Linked DNA regions of Homo sapiens: regions 1 and 3 are each linked to region 2. A link is a loop called in an ENCODE intact Hi-C map of the cell type or tissue named here. Cell type or tissue: PC-9. All regions are shown on one strand.

What was found. A loop is a pair of places that touch in the nucleus more often than their neighbours do. Peaks named below come from ENCODE experiments on the same cell type or tissue, not always from the same donor. Only the 100,000 strongest peaks of a DNase experiment are listed, where the experiment ranks them.
Region 1: it touches region 2 in a loop (9-fold over the local background); 5 of 110 quality-filtered maps call a loop at or near these places.
Region 3: a loop joins it to region 2, with 6 times the contacts of the local background. A loop is called at or near these places in 69 of 110 quality-filtered maps.

The regions. Positions count from the first base shown.
Region 1 is chr21:39,045,127-39,050,126 of GRCh38, forward strand. All of the region lies in intron 3 of LINC02943 (long intergenic non-protein coding RNA 2943), which reads right to left. Among named protein-coding and RNA genes, the nearest start is that of LINC02940, 28 kb to the left of the region's middle. In PC-9, no CTCF peak of the experiment used is centred here; DNase peaks (open chromatin) are centred at 3,115 and 3,665; H3K27ac peaks cover 325 bases.
Region 2 is chr21:38,795,125-38,800,124 of GRCh38, forward strand. No RefSeq gene overlaps it. Among named protein-coding and RNA genes, the nearest start is that of ETS2, 8.3 kb to the right of the region's middle. In PC-9, no CTCF peak of the experiment used is centred here; DNase peaks (open chromatin) are centred at 2,577 and 3,547; H3K4me3 peaks cover 1,163 bases; H3K27ac peaks cover 3,515 bases.
Region 3 is chr21:39,135,711-39,140,710 of GRCh38, forward strand. No RefSeq gene overlaps it. Among named protein-coding and RNA genes, the nearest start is that of PSMG1, 45 kb to the right of the region's middle. RefSeq lists an enhancer at 1,531-2,438. In PC-9, a CTCF peak has its summit at 2,630 (motif pointing left); a DNase peak (open chromatin) is centred at 2,641.

The DNA.
Region 1 (5,000 bases), 250 kb after region 2:
AATCAATGAAAGATAGGAACAAGAGGAAAATAAGACTTGCTCCCAGCTGTGAAAGACATAATCTTCTAATATACTGGTTCTCTTGCAAAGCAGAAATCATTTTTCTCAGTTCATCGGAGTCATAGGTGTTCTCACCACAGGAGAAAATTTGAAATGCAAGGGGTGGGACTTCACATGGCCAAGTGATTTCATGCAAAAGCTCCTGGGATTCACAGATAGGCAGGGCCTGATTTTTTTTTTTTTTTTTTTAATTTTAGATGGAGTCTCACCCTGTCACCTAGGCTGGAGTGCAATGGCGTGATCTTGGCTCACTGCAACCTCTGCCTCCCAGGTTCAAACGATTCTCCTGCCTCAGCCTCCCAAGCAGCTGGGATTACAGGTGCCCACCACCACGCCCAGCTATTCTTTGTAGTTTTAGTAGAGTCGGGGTTTCACCATGTTGGCCAGGCTGGTCTCAAACTCCTGGCCTCGTGATTCACCCACCTCAGCCTCCCAAAGGGCCTGATTTTTACATACGGTTGGAGAGGAACCCAAGAAGCAGCACCGACATGACTGGTGCACTCAGTTCTATGCAGAGCATGGAGCCACACACAAAGGTGAACAAGACCCAGCCTGCCTAAGAGGGTCCCTGGGTCTCAGGGGGAAGGCAGGCGGGCAAACGAGTAAATGAAACATAGCAGACTTCACCCTGGAGAAACAAGGGGCCATGAGAACGTGCCAAAGGCAGCAGCTCCCAGTCAAGAGACCCAAAGATGCTTTCAGAGGGAAGGGAAATCTGAGCTAGGTTTTGAAAAATGAAAGACAACAAAGAAGAGTAGTCCCACCTGTGGGCCTTGGAACAGACGGACACAGTGCAATCCAGCTTCCAGAACTTTCCATGTGTGGGGTGAGGAAGTGAGGAAGTCGTGCCTCACAGTGTCTTTTTTTTAATATTTTCAAGTTTTTTTTCTACTTTTTATTTTACCTTTTTTATTGTGGTAAATTATACTTAACGTAAAATTTATATCTTAAGCGTTTTAAGTGCACAGTTCAGCAGCATTAAACACATTCAGGCTGTTGGGCAGCCATCACCACCATCCATCCACAGAACTTTTTCATCACCCCAAACTGAAACTTGTATCCATTAATCATTCCCCTTTCCCTCCCAGCCCCTGGCACCCACCATTCTACTTTCTATCTCTATGGATTTGACTGTTCCAGGAACCTCATACAAGTGGAATCATATATATGGTTTTCTGTGATTGGTTTATTTCACTTATCATAATGTCCTCAAGGTTCATGCATGTTGCAGCATGTGTCAGCATTTCCTTCTTTTTCAAGGCTGAATAATATTATTACGTGGATGGACCACATCTTGCTTCTCCATTCATCTGTCAAAGGACACTTGGGTTGCTTCCACCTCTCGGCTTCTGTGAATGACGTGTCTGTACACGGCAGTGGACCCAGGCCTGCCCATGTCCCCGCCACTCCTCATAGCACCTACCCCTGACCTCGGCGCCGGGGGTCTCCCCTGCATTTGTGTGGTGTCTCTGATCATGCTGGTTCCTAGACATTCACCCTTCAGTCCCAGTGGTAGCAATGCTGACTTTGTGCCTCTTCCGCAGCCCCTCTGTACTCATCTGAGGAGGTGACTATTCCAGGAAATGCTCCAGAACAATTCTCTGCAGAATGCCCCAGGCCCTGGCAGCTGGAAAGGACATCTGAGTCTTCTCTTCCTGAGCAAGCATGCATTTCAAGGAGGGAAGGTCAGATGACACAGTACCAACCCACCTTCTGAATGTCCCAGAGAAGCCATTGCCAGGCAATATTTTTAGGACCTCCATGAGCAGAGAACAGCATTTTTTCCTGGAGGTTATTAGCAGGCTCAGTGCAATGCAAACATCAGATAACAGCATTGCACTCTATAAAGTGTGTGTGTGTGTGTGTGTGTGTGTGTGTGTGTGTGTGTATACATGTGATGCAGACTGGCACCCAACAGCAAAAGACCTCCATGTAGCCTGGGCCACCAGGCCACAAGAATGACTCTCTAGGGATCATATGTCCCAAGAGCAAGCTCAATGCTCCTCTAACTGGACAATTCCCACCCACCCCTGGGATGAGCCAGCATGACTGTGCCATTGATACCTGGAGCAGGAATTCAACCTGAAGATCTAGGGGTAGGGGCGGGATTCCGATGGAGGGAAGAAGAGTGAAGTGTTTAATTGGTGATCAATATATGCATATCAAGAACAAACAACTACAGTATGAGGTGGAATACAAAAATTCTCACGAATTTGTGCAGAACATGAGAAAGCATCTATCTGTTTAAACAGCCTCCAAGGACAGTGCCATATTGGTACCAGAAAGAAGGAACGGTCCTGCTCCTTTATTCCTTCCTCTCCTGGCCCCTCCCCTCCCTGGAGACAGGTAGGGGGAGGGGAGAGGAGGAAGGAGCTTATATTAGTCTGTTTTCATGGTGGTAATATAAGACATACCTGAGACTGGGTAATTTATAAAAGAAAGAAGTTTAATGGACTCACAGTTCCACATGGCTTGGAAGGTCTCAAAATCATGGCGGAAGGCAAAGGAGAAGCAAAGGTATGTCTTACATACGTCTCATGAGACATATTCACTATCACAACAATAGCACGGGAAAGACCTGCCCCCATGATTCAATTACCTCCCATCAGGTCCCTCCCACAGCACGCAGTAATTATGGGAGCTACAATTCAAGATGAGATTTGGGTGGGGACACAGCCAAACCTTATCAGAGCTATCCTAAGTAAAAAGACAAGAACCAACCCCCCATTCCCAAGGCATATTTTCTGTCTGCAGCTGGCCCTGGAAGAAAAGAATCTTCTATTTTGAGTGAGGTGAGGAGTTTTCATGAGTAGATGAGGCTGGACATACTAATTACTGAGCAGAGAGAGACTTTATGGAGAATGAAATGCCCAGAGAATTTTTGATGATGAGAAAGTCACCAGAGGAACAAAGGAATCTGCCTTGATTTCAATCAAGGCGTCATGGAAGAGGAGCTCATCTCATGGGAACAACATGCAGAAAAGAATCCAGTTGTTTCCCTGTAGCCTATAAGTCCTGTCATTCACTGTTCTGGGAAAACCCTCCCTGGCCTGCAGGCTGGTTGACGAGTTGTTTGGAGGTTACCAGGGAAACGCCTCAAGGTGGGGCTTTCAGAGAACAGGAGCCACAATAGGGCCTCCGAGCTCAGGAGCCACAGCCGTGATACAGCCTCTGATAGTAAATTCCCTACAGGGATAAAAAGATAGGAGCCCTGGAGGGGATGATTCTTAAAGTCATTCTCACATGCAGTCGACATGCATGAGGTTGCCTGATAAAATACAGGACACCCAGTTAAAGCTGAATTACAGATAAACAATGACTAATTTTTTAGTATAAGTACATCCCAAATATTGCAAGAAATGTATCTGAAATATATTGCAAAAAATAAAAAATTAGCACTGGTTATCTGAAATTTAATTTAACAAGTCATCCTATATTTTTACAGTTTTACTGAGTTATAATTTACATACTATTCAACCCTACCATTTAAAGCGTACAATTCAATGCTTTTTAATATATTCACGAGGTTGTGCAACCATCGCCACAATCAATTTTAGAACATTTTCATCAGCCCCAAAGGAATCCACATCCATTAGTCACACCCACTCCCTATGCCAGCCCCAGCCCCAGGCCCTGACATCCACTAATCTACTTTCTGTCTCTAGAGATCGGCCTATTCTGGACATTTTGTATAAATGAAAGCACACAACATGTGGTCTTCAGGAGTGGCTTCTTTGATTTAGCATGTTTTTTCAAGGTTCATCCATGTTGTAATATGTATCAGTACTTCATTCCTTTTTATTGCTAAATAATATTCCACTGTATGGATACAACAGATTTTATTTATCCAATCATCAGTTGATGCACATTTGGGTTGCCTCCACTTTTTTGGCTATTATAATAAAACTGCTGTAAACACTTGTGTTTAAGTTTTTTGTAAACATATGTTTTCATTTCTCTTGCATATATATATATAGGAATACAATTTCCGGGTCACATGGAAACTCTATGTTTAACATTTTGAGAAATTTCTAAACTGTTTCCCATAGCAGCTGCACTTTTTAAAAATATATATATATGCGGCCAGGCGCGGTGGCTCACGCCTATAATCCCAGCACCTTGGGAGGCCAAGGCAGGCGGATCACGAGGTCAGGAGATTGAGTCCATCCTGGCTAACACTGTGAAACCCCGTCTCTACTAAAATATAAAAAAAATTAGCCGGGCATGGTGGTGGGTGCCTGTAGTCCCAGCTACTTGGGAAGCTGAAGCAGGAGAATGGCGTGAACCCAGGAGGCAGAGCTTGCACTCCAGCCTGGGTGACAGAGCGAGACTCCATCTCAAATATATATATATATATACACACACACACACACACACACACACACACACATTCTCACTAGCAACATCCAAGGGTTCCAATTTCTTCACATCCTCACTACATTTATTAGTTTCTGGTTTTTTCATGATAGACATCCTGGTGGTGTGAAGTGGTATCTCATTGTGATTTTGATTTACATTTTTCTAATGGCTAATGAACATCTTTTCATGTGCTTATTGGTCATTTATGTATCTTCTTTTTCTTTTCTTTTTTTTTTTAATTTGAGACATAGTCTTGCTCTGTCACCCGGGCTGGAGTGCGGCGTCACGATCTCAGCTCACTGCAACCTCCGCCTCCCAGGTTCAAGCAATTCTCCTGCCTCAGCCTCCTGAGTAACTGGGATTACAGGCACGCACCACCATGCCCAGCTAATTTTTTTGTATTTTTAGTAGAGATGGGGTTTTGCCATGTTGGCCAGCCTGCTCTCCAACTCCTAACCTCAGGTGATCCACCTGCCTTGGCCTCCCAAAGTGCTCAGATTATTGGCATGAGCCACCACACCTGGCCTGTGTATCTTTTTTGGAAAAAAAAAAAAATCTTCTCAGATCCCTGGCTTGTTTCT
Region 2 (5,000 bases):
AGCGAGTGCAAAGTCCCCAGGGGGCAGCAACGGGAGTTTTCCAGGAACAGACCCAGGCAGGTACACTGGAGTGTGACCAGCAAAGAGGAGAATGAGGAAGGGGGTGGGGACCAGGTCACAGAGGGCATGGTGAGGAGTTTTGGATTCTCTTCTCTGCAGGGTGAGAAACCTTCTGGGAATTTTGAGGAGAGAGGTGGCGTCATAGGATTAACTTCTCCAAAGGCTACATTGGCTGCTGTGTGCAGGGTGGATTCTAGGAGGTAGAACAGAGGAGAGCTGGGAGGCTCTTGCATGGTGGTGATGACCAGGGCACTAGAGAAGAGACTGTGCTTGAGATGTGTTCTGGAAGCAGAGTCCACGGCATTTGCTGATGGTTTATGGGAGTAAAGGAAGAAGAGAAATCCAGGACAACTCCAGGTCTTTTGCTGAGCAACCGGTGGGTGGTGGTACCGGTTCCTGGGACGAGAAGCCCTTTTCTCCATCTCTGCTAATAACTCGCTGGCCTGAGCCAGCCTCGTCACTTGCCTTTAATGCTCCTGTGGTCACATGGCTGGCTGCCCTGCTGCCACCACGCCTCTTCCCCATGGTCTGGGATTGATCATGTGCAGGGCAGCACCTGAGGTCCACATTAACACTCCCACACACCAACAGATGAGCTTGGAAGGAAGCCCCTGTGTGGTTCACACACAGGAAATAGGCGGGTGGTCACTGTGTGGGACTGTCTTGGATGGCAGGTCAATGGCACATCTCTGGTCGAGGAGGGGAATAAGGACACCAGGCAGGGGAGATGCCTGAGTTGAAGGAGTGAGACCAAGGCAGAAGCCCACCCAGAGGATGAGGGCTGAGGGAAAGAGAAGGTTCTCATGCACAGTGAACAGGAAGCAGGGGGCTCTCCGGACCCGGAAGTGACCCTGGGCCGGCCAGGGGACAGACCAGTCTCTACTAGACCATGGGGCTGGCTCTGGGGGTATTTTAGGTCTCCAGGTTGATGTCTGCAAGGCCAGCTTTTTTTTTTTTTTTTTTTTTTTGGAGACAAGGTCTTGCTCTGTTGCCCAGGCTGCAGTGCAGTGGCTCAATGCAACCTCCACCTCCCAGGCTCAAGCAATTCTCCCACCTCAGCTTCCTGAGTAGCTAGGACTACAGGCACGCACCACCATGCCTGGCTAATTCTTGCATTTTTTGTAAAAATGGGGTCTCACCATGTTGTTCGGGCTAAGGCCAGCTTTTTCTTGCTGATGCAGGAAGAGGGACTGGATCAGACTCAAATCTGAGAGGCCCTGGAGGACCCAGCTATGAGAAACTAGCAATGAACTAGAGCAGGAGGGCCAAAGGCAGCCTGCTGGCTTCTTCTCATTTTTCCAGCCTCTGACACCTCACACCATTATGAACATGTAATTGACCTGAATTTGTAAATTCTTATTCTTTTTTTTAATGATTTCTTTCCTGCATGAATGGCAGAGGGTGACTCATCCCCAGGGACGGGGCTCAACCTTTCAACATGAACTCACCACCATGTAACGCGTGCGGCCCCCACTGGCTGAAGCCATTTGATAAATCCCTTTTTCTCATTTTTACAGAGAGAAGGTCTAAGATCCAAGCTACAGCCTAATTCAGCCATTTGCCCTTTACCCGAGTTTTTCAATATACTCCACACTTTCTTACTCCTGCTGAGAGCCCCACTTTCCTTGAATGCATTCCTCTCTTGGCTCCCTCCCTGCCGCCGGCCTCCTCCCTCTCTCTCCCTTCCAGGTCACTTCTCGTGATGAGATTGGACTTGTTTCCTGGGGCTCTGGTAACAAGTTAGCTTAAAACAGAGAAATGGACCCTTTCACAGTTCTGGAGGCCAGAAGTCTGAAATCAAGGTGTTGGAAGGGCCACTCTCCCTCTGAAGCCCCAGTAGAGGATCCTTCGTGGCCTCTTCCAGCTCCGGGGTCCCTGACACCCCCCGGCTTATGCCCGCTTCTCTCCCCTCACTGCCTCCGTCCTCACACGGCCATCTTCTCATCTCCTTGTATCTCTTCTCTGTGTGTCTCTTATAAGGACACTTGTCATTTGACTCAGGACCCAGCAGGATAACCCAGGATAATCTCATCTTGAGATCCATCACTTACTACAACTGCAAAGTCCTTTTTTTAGATGGAATTTCGTGCTTGTCACCCAGGCTGGAGTGCAATGGCACGATCTAGGCTCGCTGCAACCTCTGCATCTGGGTTCAAGTGATTCTCCTGCCTCAGCCTCCTGAGTAGCAGGGATTAAAGGCACCTGTCACCATACCCGTCTAATTTTTGTATGTTTAGTAGAGACGGGGTTTCACCATGTTGGCCAGTCTGGTCTCAAACTCCTGAGCTCAGATGATCTACCCACCTTTGCCTCCCAAAGTGCGTGAGCCACCGCACCCAGCCAGGGCTGCTCTTAAATGATGAAACCAATGGGCTCTACAGCCTCAAATGCTGAGGGTCAAGCTGTGTCCTCTTCTGCCAAGAACAAGGAAGTGGTATGTCTGAGTGATATGTCATTGCTCATTGTCTGCCATAAGGTTGGGACAAAGAGCAGAGGTCTGGGCCTGGCTCTCAGCTTAGCCAGCCAGGCCCCCGGGCCAGGCTGAGTCACTGTGTCCTCACTGCTTAACCCAGGGTAGCAGTGCTCACTCTGCTTATTGCAGGGCAAGGGGCAATGGAGCTGCTATCTGGGAAACAGTTTGAAAACTGTGAAGGGCTCCACAGGTAAAGTGCCATTCTGTTTGTTTTAGTGGGGAATCACTCTAGGAAAAAATTAGGAGGATTTTGGTCCTGAATCCTCTAGAAGTGTGCTCTGCGACTTTGGGCAAATTATTTAAACTGAAGATAGTAATGCTACTCAAAATCAGTAGTGTCACAGACGTGTCCACCTAGGAAAGGTATAAAGTACTATATAAATGTGAGGTTCTATCATTATTATAGTGTTTACCATTTCAGCAAAGTATTGTAAAAGACATTACATAATGCATTTGCATCTTTTTACTGATAAAACTTCTACTGTAAGCATTAGTACTTACTAACCAGCATTTTACATTTTCCTTTGAAAGGGCGAAATTCCTTCCGCAGAATTAAATCGTGTAATTTTTCCAACAGATATTTATTGAGTGCTGTGCATCAGGATTTATTCTAAGCATTGCAGGAAAGTAGTGAACAAAGCAGATATAATTCCTTCCCTAATGGGGTGGAATTTGTGCTGTGGAGACAGAGAATTATTAAGGTAAAAAAGCAAAAGATAAAGAACGTAACGATAAGGGCTTAAGAAAAAAAAACTCATTCGGTGTCAGAAAGGAGTTGTTGAAATTTTAGGTGGGGTGGCCAGGGAAGGCTTCACCAAAGGTGACTATTTAGTAAAGATCTGGCAGCGGTGACAGTAGGAGTCACACGGACTCCTGGGAAGACCCTTCTAGGGAGAGGGAACAGCTCAGGAGGGAGTTGGCCTGGTGCCCAGAGCAGGAACTGAACATGGAGGCAGAGACTCAGTCATGTAACTGCTGGAGGCTGAGTCTCAGGGCCTCCAGGGGCGTGGCGGGCTTGGGCTCAGGCCTTTCTTCTGAGTCACACAAGAGCTGTTGGAGGGTTTTACCTGAGGACGGACAGGCTGACTGCCGTTTAAACAGGATCCCTCTGGCTGCTGTGTTGAGAATGGGTATCACGTTTAGAAGCCTTTTGAAATAAGTATTTGAATGCACAAGTCATACTGAAAGTCATTTTTTAAATGTCAAATGCTTGCCTTTTCCCCTAAACTAGAGCAGGTCATTCTTGCAGTGAAATAGTCCACTCACTTTTCTATAGTAGGATGAAAAGAAAGAAACGAGAAGGCACGACTTGCTGTATCTAGTCAAACATTCTTGCTACCAAGAAACATTCACGCTCCGAGTGGAGAAGGGGCTGCCTGCATCTCGTGCCCTCTGGGTGAGCCCGGCTATGTCTTCCTTCACCACCCTCTGCTGGGAGGGTGGGAGCTGAGGGGACAAGGACACCTGAGAGAGGCCTGTGATGGGCTGCCCAGTGCCACCCAAGCCCCTACTGCACATCTTCCGCCCCAGCCCAGGTTGGTCCAGAAAAAGAACATCAAGTGTTGTTACCCAATTCTGGTGTCAAAGACACCCTAAGAGTCCTCCATTGCTACTGACCAGCAGTTTCACATGTACCTACAAACAGAAATGGGGTAATTGGGTTTAATAAAAAAAAAAAATACATTGGCCATAAAAAGGAATGAAGTTCATCCATGCAGTACATGCTACAGCACAAAAGAACCTTGAGAATATTATGTTCAGTGAAAGAAGGCAGTCACGAATGACCACATATTGTATGATTCCATTCTTATGAAGTGTCCAGAACACTTCATAAATCATAAGGCAAATCCATAGTATCGGAAGGTAGATCCATGGTTGCTTAGGGTTGGGGGTCGGAGGGATAATGGGGTGATAGCTAATCAAAACAGCTTTGTTTTTGAGGTGATGAAAATGTTCTAAAAGGGACTTCGATAATGGTTGTACTTACCTGTGAATATTCTTTTTTTTAAATATTCTTTTTTTTTTTTGAGACATAGTCTAACTCACTCTGTCACCTAGGCTGGAGGGCAGTGGCACGATCTTGGCTCACTGCAACCCCTGCCTCCCGGGCTAAAGCGATTCTCCTGCCTCAGCCTCTTGAGTTGCTGGGATTACAGGCATGCACTACCACACCCAGCTAATTTTTGTATTTTTAGTAGAGATGGGATTTCATCATGTTGGCCAGGCTGGTCTCAAACTCCTGACCTCAAGTGATCTGCCCGCCTCAGCCTCCCAAAGTGCTAGGATCAATGGTGTGAGCCCAAAGGTGTGAGCCCAAAGGTGTAAGCCACCGTGCCTGGTCCTTACCTATGAATATTCTAAAAACCGTTGGATTGTATAGTCTAAATGGGTTGCTATGGTCTGAATGCATGTGTCCCCTCAAAATTCCTATGTTGAAACCTAACCCCCGAGGTGATGGTGTTGAGGT
Region 3 (5,000 bases), 340 kb after region 2:
CTTGATAACCTTGTTGAGCCCCTGCAGCATCCCGGGACTGTCCACTCCAGACTTCTGGACAAATATGACCATTCAATTATTCAGTGCTAGAAAAGAAATGAGCTGTGGAGCCACGAAAAGGCGTAGAGGAACCTCAAATGCACACTGCTAAGGGAAAGAAGCCAGTCTGAAAAAGCTACACGCTGCGTAAGTCCAACCATGTGACATTCAGGAAAAGGCAAAACTATGGAGACAGTGAAAAGTCAGTGGTTGTCAGGGGTTAAGGGGAGGAAGGGATAAATAGGTGGAGCACAGAGGATTTTTAGGGCAGTGAAACTGTTCCGTATGATGCTACAATGGTGGATCCATGTCATTACACGTTTGTCCAGGCCCGTAGAACATACAACCCCAAGAGTGAGCCCTGTGTAAACTCTGGCTCTGGTGAATCCATGTCATTACACGTTTGTCCAGGCCCGTAGAACATACAACTCCAAGAGTGAGCCCTGTGTAAACTCTGGCTCTGGTGAATCCATGTCATTACACGTTTGTCCAGGCCCGTAGAACATACAACTCCAAGAGTGAGCCCTGTGTAAACTCTGGGCTCTGGGCGACGGTGATGCACCAATGCAGGTTCATCCATTGTAACAAATGTACCCTCTGGTGGAGGATGTTGATAATGGCGGAGGCTGTGCATGTGTAGGGGCTGAGAAACCTCTGTACCTTCCACTCAATTTTGCTGTGAACCTAAAACTTCTCTAAAAAGTAAAGTCTATGAATTTAAAATATATACGCATATATATATATATATATATATATGACTATTCATGTTATTTGTTTCTGCCTCTGCAGTCAGGAGACACTTGCAACCATGTACACTTCCAACAGATACCATCTGCCTTCCTGCCACTTCTCATCCACCCCATTGTGAACTCACAAAACACATCCCAATTCCTTCCCAAGCTGAAAATCCGGAAAACAAACCACCTGTGTCCACCAGCATGCCACTGCCTCTGGTGCACCCACATTGCCTTCATGGCCCTGACACGGACTTGGGTTTGATGGACCTGGGAGTCAGTTGGCCCCAGGCCGGATGGCCCCCACTCAGGTCCTGTGTGTGCACATGAGTCCAAGAGACCCTGGGCTCAATTCTCAGCTGAAACCTGAACTCTGCAGGATGGGTCAGTCATCTGCCGCAGGCATTTGCCAGGCCTGGCTCACTGAGTCATAACGAGGTTAGTTATGTGACTGTCAGCCCTGGAGGGCAGGCAGAGGCTGCTCACATCCCTTTGTGGGGCCTTAGGGCTTCACGCTGGACCTGGACCCACACAGGAATTCCCTTAGTGTTTCTTTTTCTTTTTTTTTCTTTTTTTTTTTTTAAGAGAAGGGGTCTCACTGTGTTGTCCAGGCTAGTTTCAATCTCCTGACCTCAAGTGACCCACCCTCCTCGGCCTCCCAAAGTGCTGGGATTACAGGTGTGAGCCACAGCACCCAGCCTCAAACGGTCTTTTCTTTGTGACAGCATCCAGTCTCCTAGAATCCAGCTCCCAGCTATCCATGAAAACCCTCATGGCCTCGGCTGGAAGAAGAGAGCTGGCAGCAGATCAGACAGAAAGCACCAGACAGAACCCTAAGGCCATCACCTCCCACACTCCTGAGTCAGCAGAGGTCGCAGATAAAACCTGCCTGGAGAGGGCCCTCTGCCTGTGGGCTCTTAGCTCTCAGCTCTCAGCTCTGCAGCCTGGAAGGAAACCCAGGAGGTGTGAGTTGATGATTGCAGAGAAGAGAGCTGGGAGGTCAGCCCCTCCAAAGGTGCCTGCCCAGAGCGCGTGGGGTCACATATGGAAACCATTTCTGGGGAGGGAGAGCGGGAATCTGGAAATGAGGCCACACCAGGGGGTCCGGCCATGAATACAAGAAGGAAAGCCTTGTTGAAGGGAGGCCCATGGCAGACACAGCTCAGTGGAAGGAGGAAAATACTCAGCATTCCAACAACTTCTAGTAAGAAATCTTAAAAAAACGGAGAAATCCACGCGCTTGTGGTTTTAATCAATGCAACAACGCAACAGGAGGCTGGCTCAGAGCAACGCGAGGATGAGGCAGGGCCCAGAACACTGAGGCCTAAATGTGGAGCACACCAGTGTGGACATGAAAAACTGGCAGTGTGATCTGAGACCACTCAGTGGCCCCTTTAAGTGGTGACAATTTCCACCCAGAAGAAACGGGTGACAATTTTGAGATCCTGATTCAATAGGTTCCCCACAGATCAGTTTCTCCTCGGAGAACAGAACCTCCTGAATCTTAAGAATATTAATATCTCCAGGGCTGAATGTCCCAGCACTACTGATAAAGAACAGCCTCTTCCAGGAAAAGGAGCAGTTTTTTATCTTTGCTAATAACCAGCCAGTCTCATAAAAACTGGGAGGGAAAAAAAATCCTTAAAAATATTTACTTAAAAAACAATCAATAGACACACTAAAAAGCTCATGCATACTGATTTCTTTGATGTGTTTTTAATTGCTTAAGGGTCTTTGTAGAAAAATGAGCAAAGAGCATTATTTATACATTTACATATTTAGAAGAGAGCAGGTTAAAAACTCCAACTTCACCAGCAGCAGCAAAGAACCTTTGTTGAGCAATACTGTCCCCTTGTGTCCAATCTTCACTTAATGCTTTCCTAAGTTAAGTACAGCTGCTTGATGGGACATTCTGCAGTAGTAAACGACTTCTACATTTTGCTGCCCTTTAAGACTTGCATTCCTGCAGGAAACATGCATATGCAATACCAATTCTAAGTAAGGGGAAATCTGATTTAAGAAAATTGGCCTCAGGTATTCATGATGGAGTTCACAGCATGGGAAAATGTGGGCCATCGATGTGGTGAAGAAAGCCTCACTTCCATCCCAGCTTTTTCACTGTTCCCCACGAGTAAGTAAGTGAACGGCAAATGTGCAAGGGAGTTAAAGTGTAAATTCCTCCCGGCCCATATAATTGACTTGCTGAATTTTTGCAGTAACAAAAGACTGCTGTTCAAAACATTTCCAGTGACATTTTAAGACTACCTATAAAGAGAAGTTCGGGCCGGGCGCAGTGACTCACGCCTGTAATCCCAGCACTTTTGGAGCCGAGGCGGGCGGATCACGAGGTCAGGAGATCGAGACCATCCTGGCTAACACGGAGAAAGCCCGTCTCTACTAAAAATACAAAAAATTAGCCGGGCGTAGTGGTGAGCGCCTGTAGTCCCAGCTACTCGGGAGGCTGAGGCAGGAGAATGGCATGAACCCGGGAGGCGGAGCTTGCAGTGAGCCGAGATCTGGCCACTGCACTCCAGCCTGGGCGACAGAACAAGACTCCGTCTCAAAAAAAAAAAAAAAAGAAAAGAAAAGTTCGCGTTGGTCATTTTTGTGCTGTTTATGATGTATAATCATTGGCACTGTCCCCACAGTGTCTTAATCCTGATATTCAGCAAATATTTATCCAACAGGGGTTTACTTATTTATTTTTGAGACAGATTATTATTTATTTATTTATTTATTCACTCGTCACCCAGGCTGGACTGCAATGGCGTGATCTTGGCTCACTGCAACCTCTGCTTCCCAGGTTCAAGCTATTCTCCTGCCTCAACCTCCTGAGTAGCTGGGATTACAGGCACCACGCCCAGCTAATTTTTGTGTTTTTAGTAGAGACAGGGTTTCGCCATGTTGGCCATGCTGGTCTCGAACTCCTGACCTCAAGCGATCCACTCACCTCAGCCTCTCAAAGTGCTGAGATTACAGGCATGAGCCACTGCACCCATCCAAACCATTGTGCTCTTTTCTGTATGCGGGACTTGGGAAAGGTGGGACACTCTGGAGATTCCTGCCTCAAGCCACATTCTCCTCTGCAAGATGGCTAAAATATTTTGTGCTTTGTGAAAGAGCAGAATCTGTTTTGTACCTAAGGCCTCTGGTCTCTAAATCCTAAAATCTCTCCGCTGGGGTCCCCTGAAGTGTCTGGTACTTACTGCTCTTCTCGCTGTGCCTAATTAAGATGATCTGGATTCGCATGACAGGAACATATGGTAATTAAGTACCAAAATCTCACAAAAGCACCAGAAATCAAAAATAGATTTTTCTAGTAAAGTCAGAATTAAAATCCCTATTTTTTTAAGTCTTCTTAAAGAGACATACATACCATAAAAGTTCTAGCAAAGAATTTATAAACCGAAATGTAGAATGACTTCACATATAATCTGCAAATCAGGCTGCTGTGTGACCTACTTCTATTCCCATTTTATGAGTAGGAAAACTGAGGTAAAAAAAAAAAAAAAACAGGGTTTGAGTACTACTTGCAAGTCACCGGCATCAGTCTCCCATGTATACCCACAGTCAGACGTCACCACAGCCTGTGGCCACCAGCTGCAGAACTCCATAATATTTGTGAGCCCAAATTACACAGCAGGTGGCCCCAGGTAGAGGGGCACAGCCCTTCATCTAGAGGAACTGCAATACCACAGGGCTGGATGAGCTGGCTCAAGATTTTCTGCTTGCAACGTGGCTGTGTACTATTATGCTATAGGTGACTTTGTCTGTTTCTACCTGCCTGGAGATACAGGAAAATGCTCATGCTTCACACCCAGAACCCTCAGGAGAGCCGCATGGACTCCTCAGAGCCTCCAGGTTTCCAACCAGGTAGGAGGAGACTCAGACATCTTTTGTGAGTGAGGGTACCCGATGGAGGGGAGGAAGGCCTAGAGAGGGATGCAATCATCCTCATCATTCCCAGTTTTCTGCCAGAGCCTGGGGACACAGGAAGGCAGGAAGACTCGGGGCTATCTAAATCCAAGTTCAAATCCTGACTCAGTTACTCACTAACTGGTGATGGATACATTAGTTCCCTGATCTGCAGTTTTCTCAATCATGAAAAGGAGGTAATACTTAGCTTGGAGCCAAGCCACCAAGTTAGGGGTGGTTTAACGAACAGCAAAATAACCATAAAAACCTCCTGCACAATCTTCTATGTTTGCCCCTTCCCCATCTGCAGAG